2 separate regions of the Homo sapiens genome follow, and region 1 is linked to region 2. Evidence: chromatin contacts called from ENCODE Hi-C or POLR2A ChIA-PET data. All regions are on one chromosome and are shown on one strand. Each heading gives the region's core, a stretch centred on a gene start or an enhancer-like site at or near the end of the contact. The rest is flanking DNA. Distances are from core to core; before and after follow the strand shown. Region 1 has its middle 130 kb from the start of LINC01638. Region 2 has its middle 28 kb from the start of LINC01638.

What was found. A loop is a pair of places that touch in the nucleus more often than their neighbours do. ChIA-PET counts read pairs that join two places held with the same protein, here RNA polymerase II (POLR2A). Pooled maps may share reads with other maps.
Region 1: a loop to region 2 is called in a map of esophagus squamous epithelium, with 2.1 times the contacts of the local background. The contact joins two enhancer-like sites. A Hi-C loop is called at or near these places in 2 of 168 maps with a recorded cell type or tissue (esophagus muscularis mucosa and esophagus squamous epithelium) and 1 of 50 pooled maps. POLR2A ChIA-PET finds 5 or more read pairs at or near these places in 2 of 52 experiments (activated B cell and endothelial cell of umbilical vein).

What each region holds. Positions count from the first base shown.
Region 1 is chr22:27,091,756-27,098,002 of GRCh38, reverse strand. No RefSeq gene overlaps it. Among named protein-coding and RNA genes, the nearest start is that of LINC01638, 130 kb to the left of the region's middle. Within about 2 kb of position 3,263, at least 2 of the 41 ENCODE cell types and tissues checked have a DNase peak (open chromatin) inside an H3K27ac peak, as active enhancers do.
Region 2 is chr22:27,193,569-27,199,742 of GRCh38, reverse strand. No RefSeq gene overlaps it. Among named protein-coding and RNA genes, the nearest start is that of LINC01638, 28 kb to the left of the region's middle. Within about 2 kb of position 4,487, at least 7 of the 41 ENCODE cell types and tissues checked have a DNase peak (open chromatin) inside an H3K27ac peak, as active enhancers do.

The sequences.
Region 1 (6,247 bases), core at 2,014-4,513, 100 kb after region 2:
TTCTCTGTAAACTGGGTGTACTGCTCCCCTTGCAGAGTTCTTGGGATGATCAGGCCTTTCTTAGTGCAGACGGAGAAATTCTGTCATTTTAAAGCCTTGAAGAAGTCAGGCTATGATTGATTGGAGACACAGAGGGAGATGAGATGGGGACAATGCAAGGGACCAGATCAAACCTCAGCAGGGGGATCTCCAAACATTTCTTCCCGATTCCAGCAGGATGGCGTAGTTAGGCCTGTGGCCAGGCTTCTTTGCATCATCTCTGGACAGCTCAGGAAGAGGCTATGGGATTTACCAAGTAGATTACATGGCACTTAGCTAATGAAATGACACCCCCGCCCTCCCCAGATATTGATCAGCCACTGGCAACCGTGGAGCTTGCAGCAGCCTCCAGACAGCTTTAAAAGAAAATCAACCATTAATAAAATTGAATGGTTTGGGGGAGCAGGATGCCGGGGCAGTGGTTGGGGGTGGTTCTAGAGGAGAGAGATTCAGAAGAAGTTAGCAGACAAGGAGGACTACAGGAAGAAAATGTGCCCTTCTGACCCCAAACCAGAATAGTAGATGTATGAGAGATTTTGCAATTAACCAGGTCCATGAGAAAATGCCTAGCGTACAAGTATCAAGTGAGAAGGGTATGTCTGCAGGATGCAGACGGCAGAGGTTGCAAACTCAGGGCAACCCCGCAATGTGTCTCTTTGCTCCATGTATGCTTTATTTACAAGGAATTTGCTGCCAATATCTTTAAAAAGTTGGAGTTTTTATATAAAAATCTAGATTTCTGGAGTTCCAATTTTTGTAAAATTGGAACATGGGATGACATTGGGCTTGCATTCTTTGTGGCAGCAGTTGAGCTGAGCAGTAACAGCTGCCCCTGTGGATGGGGCATGTGGAGTCCAGCTTGCCCAGCCCCCACCTGGCCCCCACACTCATTCCTGTAACCTGCCAGGGCTTATGAGTTTGAGACCTTGATGCAAAGTCTGAACTGAAGTATGCAATAATGTTTACATATGAGTGGAGGACGTGTGTGTGTGTGTGAATGATACACACACACATACACAGTGACTATATCTCTATCTACCTATCTATCTATCTATCTATCTATCTATCTATCTATCATCATCTATCATCTGCCAAAACAGTGACAGTGACTACCTTTCCCTAGGTAGGACTTTATCTTCTTACCCATTCGTACTTTCCATTCTCATCAATAAAAAACAATAGACTTGGCTTTGGGAAAAAGAATGAATCTGTGCAGAGCTGAGTATTCTGTAGGATCACGGATCATAGCAACGGCGATTGTACCAAGAAGGAAATGTAGAAAATGCCAAACCGTGTTTTTCTCCAAATAGGGAAATTGTGAACCAGTTAGAATGTCGCCTTTCTTGCTTTTCTGCAATAAATCTCTTTCATATTTCTAATCGAAAAACTAAAACCCAGGTATGTGCAACTTAAAAGTAAATCAGGATTAACTCCTCTTAACAGAGGGGCAACGGTGCAAGAAGGAGGCTTATCCGGGGAGGGACCTTGAACATAGTGGGGGGCTTTGTCAGGCCTGCCCTGGCCTCTTCCTCTAGGGTGGTGACCTGGAATCTTGTTCAGGAGTGATATGGTTTGCCTCTGTGTCCCCACCCAAGTCTCACCTCCAATTGTAATCCCCATAATCCCCACGTGTCGAGGGAGGCACCTGGTGAGAGGTGATTGGATCATGGGGGCAGTTTCCCCTATACTGTTCTCGTGATAGTGAATGAGTTCTCACAAGATCTGATGGTTTTAGAGGTGTTTAACTGTTCCTCCTTCACACTCTCTCTCGCCTGACGCCATGTAAGACATGCCTGCTTCCCCTTCCACCATGATTGTAACTTTCCTGAGGCTTCCCCAGCCATGCAGAACTGTGAGGCAATTAAACCTCCTTTGTTTATAAATTACCCAGTCTCGGACAGTTCTTTATAGCAATGTGAAAACAAACTAATACAAAGAGCAAGCACCGTTTGATGGCTGCAGTCTGTCATTCCATCCCTGGACCTCAGATCCCCATCTATGAAAAGGAGAGATTCTTATAGGGAAAAGCTGGGGGCAATGTCTAGCTCTTTTTGTAAGCCTCTACGAGCCAAACACCAACTGGCATGTTTTCACAAGTGTGTTAGTTGAAAAGCCTAGAGGTTCATAAACCAGGCTCTCAACTCAGACATTTCCTAGCTGTGTGGCCTTATACAGGCCACTTAACCTCTCTGAGCCTCCTTATTCTTTCTAGAAAACAGAAACTGAACTCATAGGGTTGGATGGAGGAACAGATGAGAAAACAAAAAGAAATCATATAAAGAGCTCTGTACCTGGCATAGAAAGTCAAAAGAGATTAGCCATTATTTATGTTCTTACTGTTGATATTTTTAAAACACTACCTACTGTGTGCCTGCTAGTGATGGGAGAGGTTGAGGTTATTATGCCCAACATTACGAAGAAGAAACTGAGTCTTGGCAAGGGGAGGTAATTAATCAAGGATGACAGTCTCCATGGAGATCAGGTCTGTGTGGCTCACCTGCACTTTCTACTCACCCCCACCCCTACCCCTAGGAAGCTCTTATCAATGTATCTTTTCCACTGAGATTAACTGAACACTCACTGTGTGCCTAGCCCCATGTTAGCCCCTCACCCAATTACCTTGGGTGAAGTTAAGAGCAAGACTTCTAAAAACAAAGAGACCCTGCTCAAGTTCTCCCTCCATCATCACTAAGTGGCTTAGGCCAGTGCCTTCACCTCTGAGCCTTGCTTTTATTATCTGTCAAATGGGCTATGCTGATTGGATCCTTGGGAGATTTCATCAAGGCGGTTAATACGCAGAAGGACTTCACAGAATGAAAGAAGTGACCAGTAATGGTGTTAAAAATTCCCATTTAACAGTTAAGGAAAGTTGTACTTTGCACCTGCAGCATTCATTCATTCATTCATTCATTCATTCACTCACCCATTCATTCATTGCTTTTACACTGGAGCAGCAGCACATCTTTCCACCCAGGTCTCCAGAAGCGCCAGTGTTCTCAAAATGCATGTGGAGGAGAGAGGCAGGGAGTGGGTCTCGCCTCCCCGACCCCTGGGCCTCCTCGTCTCTCACTGCCAGAGAGGCAGCTGCGGCCAGACATTTGGAAGCCATTATAAACATCCCTGTCTGAGTCTGTTCTCCCCTGCGTGCAACCTAAAGCAACCGATTCCAAGGAATTTTGGCTGAGTTTCTTCCCAGAGGAATGATGGAGAGTACTCACCCCTCCACCCCATCCACAAATGTTCCTCTCTGTTTCAGCAGATTTGGAGCACTGGGCAGTAAACCCACAGGCGTGCTGGGAAGAGCTCTGATACCTGAAGATTTCGGGTCTCAGCCCAGACTCAGCCACTTTCTGGTGGAGTCACCTCTCCGAGTCTCAGTTTCTTCATCTGTAAAATGGGAATACTAAAAAGAGTAAACACACACATCCTACCCTTGTGAGGAATCCACAAGTCAATGTAAAATAAAGGCTTAACACAGAGCAGATGTTTGCCAAATCGTATTTCTCTCCTGCTCTAATCTCATATTTACTTTTTGGTGTAATCCAGAAAGCAGGAAGATGGATAGGTAAGACTTTGATGCAGAAGTTAAGCCCCTAGCCTGCCAGATGATCCTAACAAAGTCGCCTCCCACCCCTGTGTCTCAGTTTCCCCAGACTTCTGCCTCTCACTCCCTGATGTTTCCTATATTAGCCGGCCCTGCCTGCCACAGTCACTCATAGCATGACCCCAGGTGGGCAGCCTTTCAAGCCCCTCCTGGTCTTCCTCTCACTCTCTGCACCCAGAACTCCTCTCTGCCCCTCCCTGTCTGTCACCACTAGATCTCATGGCATCAGATGCTGTCTTACTATGTCTCTTCCATGAACCCAGTCATGTCTTGGCTTGTCTCGACCCTTCTCCCACCAGCCTCCTAGCTCTCTCCTGGTTCACATTTGATGCTTTCTTCCTCTTCTAAAGACTGGAGGAAGAGCACTGGATTGATCTGGGCTCCTGGACCCTCTGCTCTTGCCTCCTGAGGGTGGAGGAGATGAAAAGACAGGGCCTGGGGGTGTGGGGAAGGTGGATGTCTTTTGGCAGAGATCCCTGTTGCTTATCTACAACCCATCTTGCTGGTCATTGGGGTCAACCTGGCTCACTCCAGACTTGTCGGATGGCCTCAGTGCAAGCTGCAGGTGGGATAAAGGTATTCCTCAGGAACTATGAGGTGTGTGTGTGGGTGTGTGAGTGTGTGCGTGTGTGTGTGCAGGAGGTGGAGTGTACATGTATGTGTGGTGTGTGTGTATTGGGTGTGCATGTATGTGTGTGTGTGTTCTGTGTGAGTTGCATAGTGTGCACATGTATTGGGCGTGCATGCATGTGTGATGTGTGCATATGTTGTGTGTGGAGTGTGTTTTAGCTGTGCATGCATGTGTGATGTGTGTGTAGGTTGTGTGTGGTATGTGGTGTGTGTGTATTAGGTGTGCATGTATGCATGATGTGTGTATGTTGTGTGTCTGGTGTGTGATGTCTGCAAGTCGTGTATATGGCACATGTGCTTTGGATGTGCACATATATGTGGTGTGTGTGTTGAGTATGCATATATGTGTAATATGTGTGTTATGGGTGAGCTGTGTGAAGTTTATATGTATTGTGTATATGCATTGAGTGTGTATGCATGTGTGATGTGTGTACGTTGTGTGTAATGTGTGGTGTGTGTATTGAGTGTGCATGTATGTGTGTGCTGTATGTATGTTGTGTGTGGTGTGTATGCATTGGCTGTGCACATATATGTGATGTGTGTTGCGTATGCATGTACATGTGATATGTGTGTACTATGTGTGAGTTGCGTGATATGTATATGTATTGAGTATACATGCATGTGTGATGTGTGTGTATGTTGTGTATGTGGTGTGTGTGTGCTGAGTGCATGCATGTGTGATGTGTGTGTATGTTGTGTGTGTGGTGTGTGTGTGCTGAGTGCAGGCATGTGTGATGTATGATGTGTATGTTGTGTGTGTGGTGCCAGCATGTATTAGGTGTGCATGTGTGTGTCATCTATGAATATGTTGTGGGCATGTATGTATGGCGGGGGTGTGTACTGGCCGTGCATATATGTGTGTGGTGTATGCGTGTACTGGTTTTGCATGTATGCATGGTGTGTGTGTATTGGTTGTGCATGTATGTGAGGTGTGTGTGGTGTGTGTGTATTGAATATGCATGTGTGTGTGCAGTACTCTGTGTGTGTGTGCTATGTGGTGTGTGTGTGTATCCATGCCTGTGCTGTTGTCACCCTCTTCTTGGCTAGGTAAGTATCCTCCGAGCTCCAAGAACTGGGTAAATAGGAAGCTGCGTGTAAATACTTCCTGGACCCTGATTTCTACAACTTCCCACCCGGACGTGAGTGTTCCTGTCTTTCTGTAGACATTTTAGCTGCCATGCTTTGGAGAGCGTGGTGTGATCCTGAGCCCAGAACTTTCTCTTTACAGACTCGGCTCATCCACCCACCTGCCCTTAAAGTGAAGCCTGATACCATCTCCTCTTTGCAAAGGAGCAGACTGAGCACCAGCCCGAAGGAAATGCGCAAAGGGCACGCAGATGTTGAGCACAGGGACCAAGCCCAAGCATCCTATTCAGATACTGATGTGTCTCCGAGAGCTGGCAGGGACTTCTCAGACTTGTCCCTGCCTCCAGCTGGCCTTCTGGGCTCCCAGGAATTTCCTCAGTTGTGTTTGTATTTTTCTATTTCATCTTCTCTGCCCCCAAAGTCTGAATTCTGTACCTTGGACTCCATCATTTTCTCTCATTTCTTCCTCTTTCTTTTTTCTTCTTCTCTTTTTTCCTCTTCCCTCCTCTGTTTCTGTCTTAGTCTCTGTCTTTCTTGCTCCTTCAGGAACATTTTTCCATTTGTTTTCTTTGCTCCCCTCTCTCTTCCCCCCTCCTTTTTGCCTGTATGTCCTCTCTCTGAGTCTGTGTCCTGTCCTGTCCTCTCTGTGTCTTCCTGTCTCTTTCTGTTTCTGCAGGACCTTCTTCCTGCTCTGGCTCTTTGTCTCCATTTCCTTCTGTTTCTCTCCCACCCCCTCACACCGTCCCTCTGTCCCTCTATGTGTGTGTGTCTCCCACTCTGCACCTGCATCTCTGCCTCTCTCTGTCCGTCTCTTACCACCTCCCAGCTGCTCCCATCCATTCACTTTATTCAGCCTCTCCCAGGACGATGCCACAAGCCCATCCATCC
Region 2 (6,174 bases), core at 3,238-5,737:
CTTGAGCCCAGGAGGTTGAGGCTGCATGAGCTATGATCATGCTGCTGCACTCCAGTCTGGGTGACAGAACACACACACACACAGACACAGACACACATACAGTGACAGAAAAATCACCACCACCAACAACAACAAAAAAACCAACAAAACAAACAAAAAACGTTTATGCAAACAATAAACAAATATCCCATTGCTCTACAGTTGACAACTCACTTTGAATACACATCATTCAATTCTCACACCCACCAACTCTGTGGGCAGAAAAGACGAGATACTCCAATCCCAAATCAGCAGATGAGGAAACTGAGGCCAGAGGGGTGAAGCAGCTTCCCCAAGTCCCACTGGGAGTGTTGGCTTTGTGGCTCCAGCCCCACTGTTTCCAAACCCACCTAGTGGAGTTCCATTCCCAGGGGTACAGAGTCCCTGGGCATGCAAAAGAAAGGTTGAGGGGCAGAGGAGAATCCAGGGACATGGGAAATAATAATAATTGAGGCTCAATTTATGATGGAGCCATTCTAAGTGTCTTGTTAATCCTCAAATCACTCTGCCAGGGAAGCTTTGTTGCCTCACTTTACAGAAAAGGAAATTTAGGCTTAGAAATGTGTAGAAACTCACTCCAGATCTCACTGCCAGTACTTAGCAGAAGAGGGGCTCTGCCTCCCACAGATGTGCCAGGAAACTCATGGACGTATCATAGACATTCTATAAACACCTGTACAATCCAGGAGTGTAAACCACTCCCCTTTTCTGCCACCACTAGCCCTCCCCTGGGAATTCCTCAAGACTGTTCACAAAGACAGCTCCATCAGAAGCTGAAGAAAATCAGCCTCAAGGAATTATCTAGGGCCAGATTCTTTGCCCTGGGTTTGGGGAAGAGGGCATGCTTGCCAGCACCTGTGGCTCATTGGTTTCCTCTGGCTGTGAGCCTGCTCTACCCATGCATGGGCAAGGATGCAAGTGCCAAGTAATTTACACTGCCCTAGGAACAGTCCTCAACCAGTCCCAGGTGGGAGTTGGTGTATAAATACCCCAGCTCCTTTTCCCCACAGAAGTACTTAATCTATGCCACTCCCAGAGTTCCCAGTGGAACTAAGCTCTGGTTGACAATGATAACATACTCCTAATGCCCCTATTAAAGTTTGTCTTCCTTTTCCTCTCTGACTCCCTGCCCCTTTCCTAATGGTGCTTCCTGAGATCACCTTCCAAATAAACTCCCACTGGTTTCCTTGTCTCAGGGTCTGTTTCTAGGGAGCCCCACCTGAGAGAAAGACCAGTGGGCCAGCGACCACTTACAGATCCACCCAATGAACCACATGGCCCATTGTCCCTATACCTTCTGTAAATTGTCAGACATTAAGTATTTCTGGCTTGAGGCTATACGGTCACTTTCACAACCACTCAACTCTGCAGATGTAGTGAAAGTAGCCATAGACAATATGTGTGTGGCTGTTTTACAATAAAGATTTATTTATAAAACAGATGGCCAGTTCCAGGGCTGTAGTTTGCTCAGCTACAGGATCAAACATCTTGAATCATTCAAGGCCTTTCACACTCCAGCCTCATTCTTAAATATTTGTCAACTGCTCACTAGGTGCATTCACAACCCAATATAGGCTCTTATCAGAGGAATTTCAGAATCTCTCCTTTTGGAGAAAATCACCAGTTACTCCACAAAATAATCAGTTTGGTAAAGCAAACACACATCTTTTCCCCCCAAGATTGATCTACATGGTTCATGGTGGAAATATGTTGTCTCTCCCTGTCTCACACTCCTCCTCATTTTCCAGAAATACAACCACTGCTTCCTTTTGCTTCCTTTACTGCTTCCTGATGTAGCTGATCTCACTGCCAGCCACAGGAGCCACATGTGACCCAGACCTGGCCAATCAAAGCCATCTTTTCCCCAGGTCATGTGATTGTTTCAGGGAGAAGCACATGACCCATTCTGGACCAATGAGAATCTTCCCTGAGATTTTTTTTCTCTTGGTGGGTTACTAAGCAAGGGATGTACCAGTTCAGGAAGGTGGATGGCCATCCCAGGTACAATTTGAGGCCTATTTGAAGGATGAAGCCAAGATAAAAAGAGAGAAGGGGAGCCCTGGTGAAGTCGGGCAACAACATCAAAGCACCTACTATGTGCAGGCTCTGAACTAACTTCTGGTGGTCACAGCATGAGTAAACTCCAGTGTTCCCTGCTTTCAAATGGCTCAAAGACTGGTGAGGGAAGAAGATGAGTCAACCCACAATGACAATTCAGTGTGACAAGTGCTCTTACATGAAGAGGTCTATAGGAGAGGTACGAAAGCGCTAGGGCTGGCCAGGAATGCTTCTCAGAGGAGGTGCTACTTGAGCTACAGTTGGAAGAATCTATTGGTCCTAGCCAACAGGAGGACCAGCATTCCAGACAGAAGGAAGAGCGGGGAGGAACTTGGCAGCAGTGCAGGCTGGGGCACTTACATGGAGCCGTGGGCTTGGAGGCTGCAGACCTGGGCAGGGGCCAGGCTTTCTGGGACTTGTGCTGGTACAAGTGAGACTGTTCCAGGCTGTCTTTGGGAGAGCTTCCCAAGGCTGTGGCTTTGAAGGGGCATTTCTGCTGCACTCACCACTGCATCCACATAGCTCTGATGGTCTCCTCTCTCTCTTTCACACTCTGAGCCTGGCTTTTCCCAGGAATCCAATAGCTGCCACTGAGCCATGACCCTTCTAGACTCTTTTTCCCCATGCTGAGAAAGCATCTTGATGTTGCCAAGAAAAAGACCTGGGTGGGGGACTTCAGAGGAGGAAAGAGCTTCTGCAGAGGACAGATGCTTCAGCCTATGAGAGAAAAAGGAGGAAAAGGGAGAGAGATGACTTTGGCTTGGATTACTGGAAAGAGAAGCTGTCCACTCGCTGGAGACATGCAGAGGAAAGGGAAGATTTGGAGTTGCTTCCAAACTTGGCCATCTTGCTTTGGAGACAACCGCGTTTGCTAAGTCTTGGATTGGCTGGAGAAGAAACTCAGCTATGGGATTCTGGCTCCTCAGTTGCAGAGAGGGTGGGGACATTTGGGGTTTTCGTGTTGGCTCTTAAACACAGAAGTGGGAAGAAGCTAGGGATGGCTGAGAACCCAGCCTCTCCAGTTTACCTCTCCAAACAGAAATTTGTTGGGCAGCTGAGGAAGCAGAGTTGGAAGATGTCAATTTCAATCCTGCTGTGACCCCTCCTGGCCACCTTAGGTTCCCCCATTTTATCCCTTAATCACCCCCTGCATGTGTGCATCGTACTTTTCTCAAACTTTGTGTCATTTTCATTGCTGGGCTCACCTAGTGTCTCTCTTCTGGGCTCTGAGCAGGCTCCAGTTGCCCCAGAGCCCAGCACTCAATACTTTATGAATAAATGAATAAATGATCATGCAGCATAATCTGCCAGATTGTAATCATTTCTCTTGGCCTCAGTCTTCACCTCTGTCAAGTGGGAATAATAATGCCTTTAGCTGCTTGTGCATGTCTGGTGCATATCTGGGCTTCAGTGTTTGATGGCAGAACAAATGCCCCAATGTGTGAGAAAAGGACTCCTGCTCTGCTGATTTACTTTGTTCATTATCTTTAACATCAAGAGGGATGTGGACATGTTGAAGTAGGTTCCTCTGCAGTTCTCATCTCCCTTTTGCTTATTCGCACATATTGAGCTCCCTCTGGGCCATAGGTGCTTTCCAAACACAATTTCTCAAGCATATAGTCCCAAGTTGGGTGCCCAAGAAGCATAGTGAGGCAGAGTTTACCATGCATGTCATTTATTAGGAAGACTCTTCGGATTGACACCCACAGAAGGGAGGGAAGAGGGGAAGTGGGTGGAGGGAGAAGTTGAGTCACGATGCAGGCTGAACAATGGCCTCAGCCAACAACATGGGCAGCCCTGAAGCTAGAATAGCCCTTCAGTGCCATCCAGGCCTTTATAACTTACATGGATCAGTCATTGGATGAAGGCCTCCTATCCCCACAAGGATATGACCTCAGATGAAGTTCTGGAGCTGGGGCCATCCCTTAAGGGGCCAGTGGCTAAGGCGAGCACTCCCAGATGCTGGGACGATGAGACTTTCCTCGAAGAGGGATCCGAGCAGCACCTCTTAATGTCCACTGCACAACTGTCCCCAAAGGAGGGTACTGCTACCTCCACATATGGATGAGGTCACTGAGGTTCAGATGGGTAAACAGTCTCACCCCAGGACACACAGACAGGAGCTGCCAGGACCTCCCACTTCCATAGCTTCCTATGTCTCTCACCAATGCCCCGATGCTGCGCAGACCTGCGCCAAGCAGCCAAAAGCACAAACCCCGCGCCCGAGTCACTTCCCGTCAGCTGGCAGGCCTGCCACCCCGCGCCTCGCGGCTTTGCCTGGAGCCCGCCAGGCGAGGTGGCTTCCCTGCCCGAACCCATCCATCCGCTTGTGTTTATTCTGTGCGCAGCCAACAGCTGCCGGGAGCTGGGCCTGCCAACTCTGCTGCGTTCAGGGATGCGTCTCTCCACCCATCTCAGAGAGCTCTCTCCTGCTGGCTCTTTCTGGGAAGCCTGGCTTATTTTTATTTTTCTCTTTCTCCTTCCCAGCGGTGTAGCTGGATTTCAGAAGGACTTGCAAGAGTTGAGGGGAGGGAAGAGGATACAGCATCCAAGATGTTGGAGGCTGGAGAGTAGCTGCAAAATTTCTACTTTGGGCAAAACGCCGTGGCTCATGCCTCTAATCCCAACACTTTGGGAGGCTGAGGTGGGAGGATCGCTTGAGCCCAGGAGTTCGAGACCAGTCTGAGCAACACAGTGAGACTTCATCTCTACAAAAAATAAAAAGAAAATCAGCAGAGGATGGTGGCATATGCCTATGGTCCCTGCTACTTGGGAGGCTGAGGTGGGGGGATGGCTTGAGCCCAGAAGGTCGAGGCTGCGGTGAGCTGTGATCACGCCTCTGTACTCCAGCATGGGCAACAGAATGAGACCCTGTCTCAAAAAAAAAAATCTACTTTGGATTCTAGTTCTTTCATTTTTCATTTATTTTCCTTGTTTCTTACCAACATGTAGTTTTTTAACGTTACAGGATAAGGGCTGACAAATGACTGGTTTATGAGTGTGGGTTTGGAACATGAATTTGCAAAGGGGACAGCCTGGGTATTCTGTTCTCTGTTTTGCTGTGTGACCTTGGCTGGGTGTCTTTACTTCTCTGAGCTCCCAATTCTTCATCTGTGAAGTGGGTTAATGATCCCATTTCTCAGGTCCATTTGGAGGACTGAATATGAGAGTGTTAGGAAAACTACAGTGGACCAAATAGGTGCTGAATAAATGAGATGTTGTGTCATGATTTTTCCCCTGGTACTTTCTCTAAGGAGATTGGTGATGAGCCTGTCCTCCACTGTTCTGAATACTCACTCAAGTTGGTATGGTACTTTGCAGTTTGTTGCACAGGAATTGCATCATCTTTGAAGATGCCACGAATTTTCTGCAACCTGCAAAGCAGGTTCTCTTCTCACACCTTTCATCCATCTCCGTCTGACCAATTTCTCCCTGTCCTTTGGCTTGGCTCACATATCACTTCCTCTAGGACAGTGGTCAGCAAACTTATTCTGTACAGAGCCAGACAGTAAATATTTTAGACTTCGTGGGGGCACCTGGTCTCTGTTGCCACGACTCAACTCTGTTGTCAAAGTGCAAAGAGGCACAAACAATACACCAATGAATGAGCATGGCTATGTTTCAATGAAGTGTGATTTATGGACACTGAAATTTGAATATCGTATACTTTTCAAGTGGCATGAAACATGATTTTGATTGTGTAAAACCATTTAAAAGTGTAAAAACCATTCTTAGCTTGTGAGCTGTATGAAAGAGGCAGTGGGCCAGATTTAGCCTGGGGGCAGTAGTTTGCTAAACCTTGCTCTGGGAGGTAATTGCTGGTCACCCCCTGTCCTGTGGGCAGGCTACATTAAGGGCCTTTCATCAGGGTTTCCACATCACAGCACTGACAACAGAACATCCTAATTACCTGTTAACTCCTCTGTGGACCACCAGCTCCTTGAGGGAAACACTGGGTTTTATTCATCACAAAACCCTCAGCACCAACACATAGTAGGTAGTCGACAACTACATATTAAACAAGCCCGTGTGTGGATGAATGAACCTTTTAAGCAGCTCCACGTTGCAGATATAAGC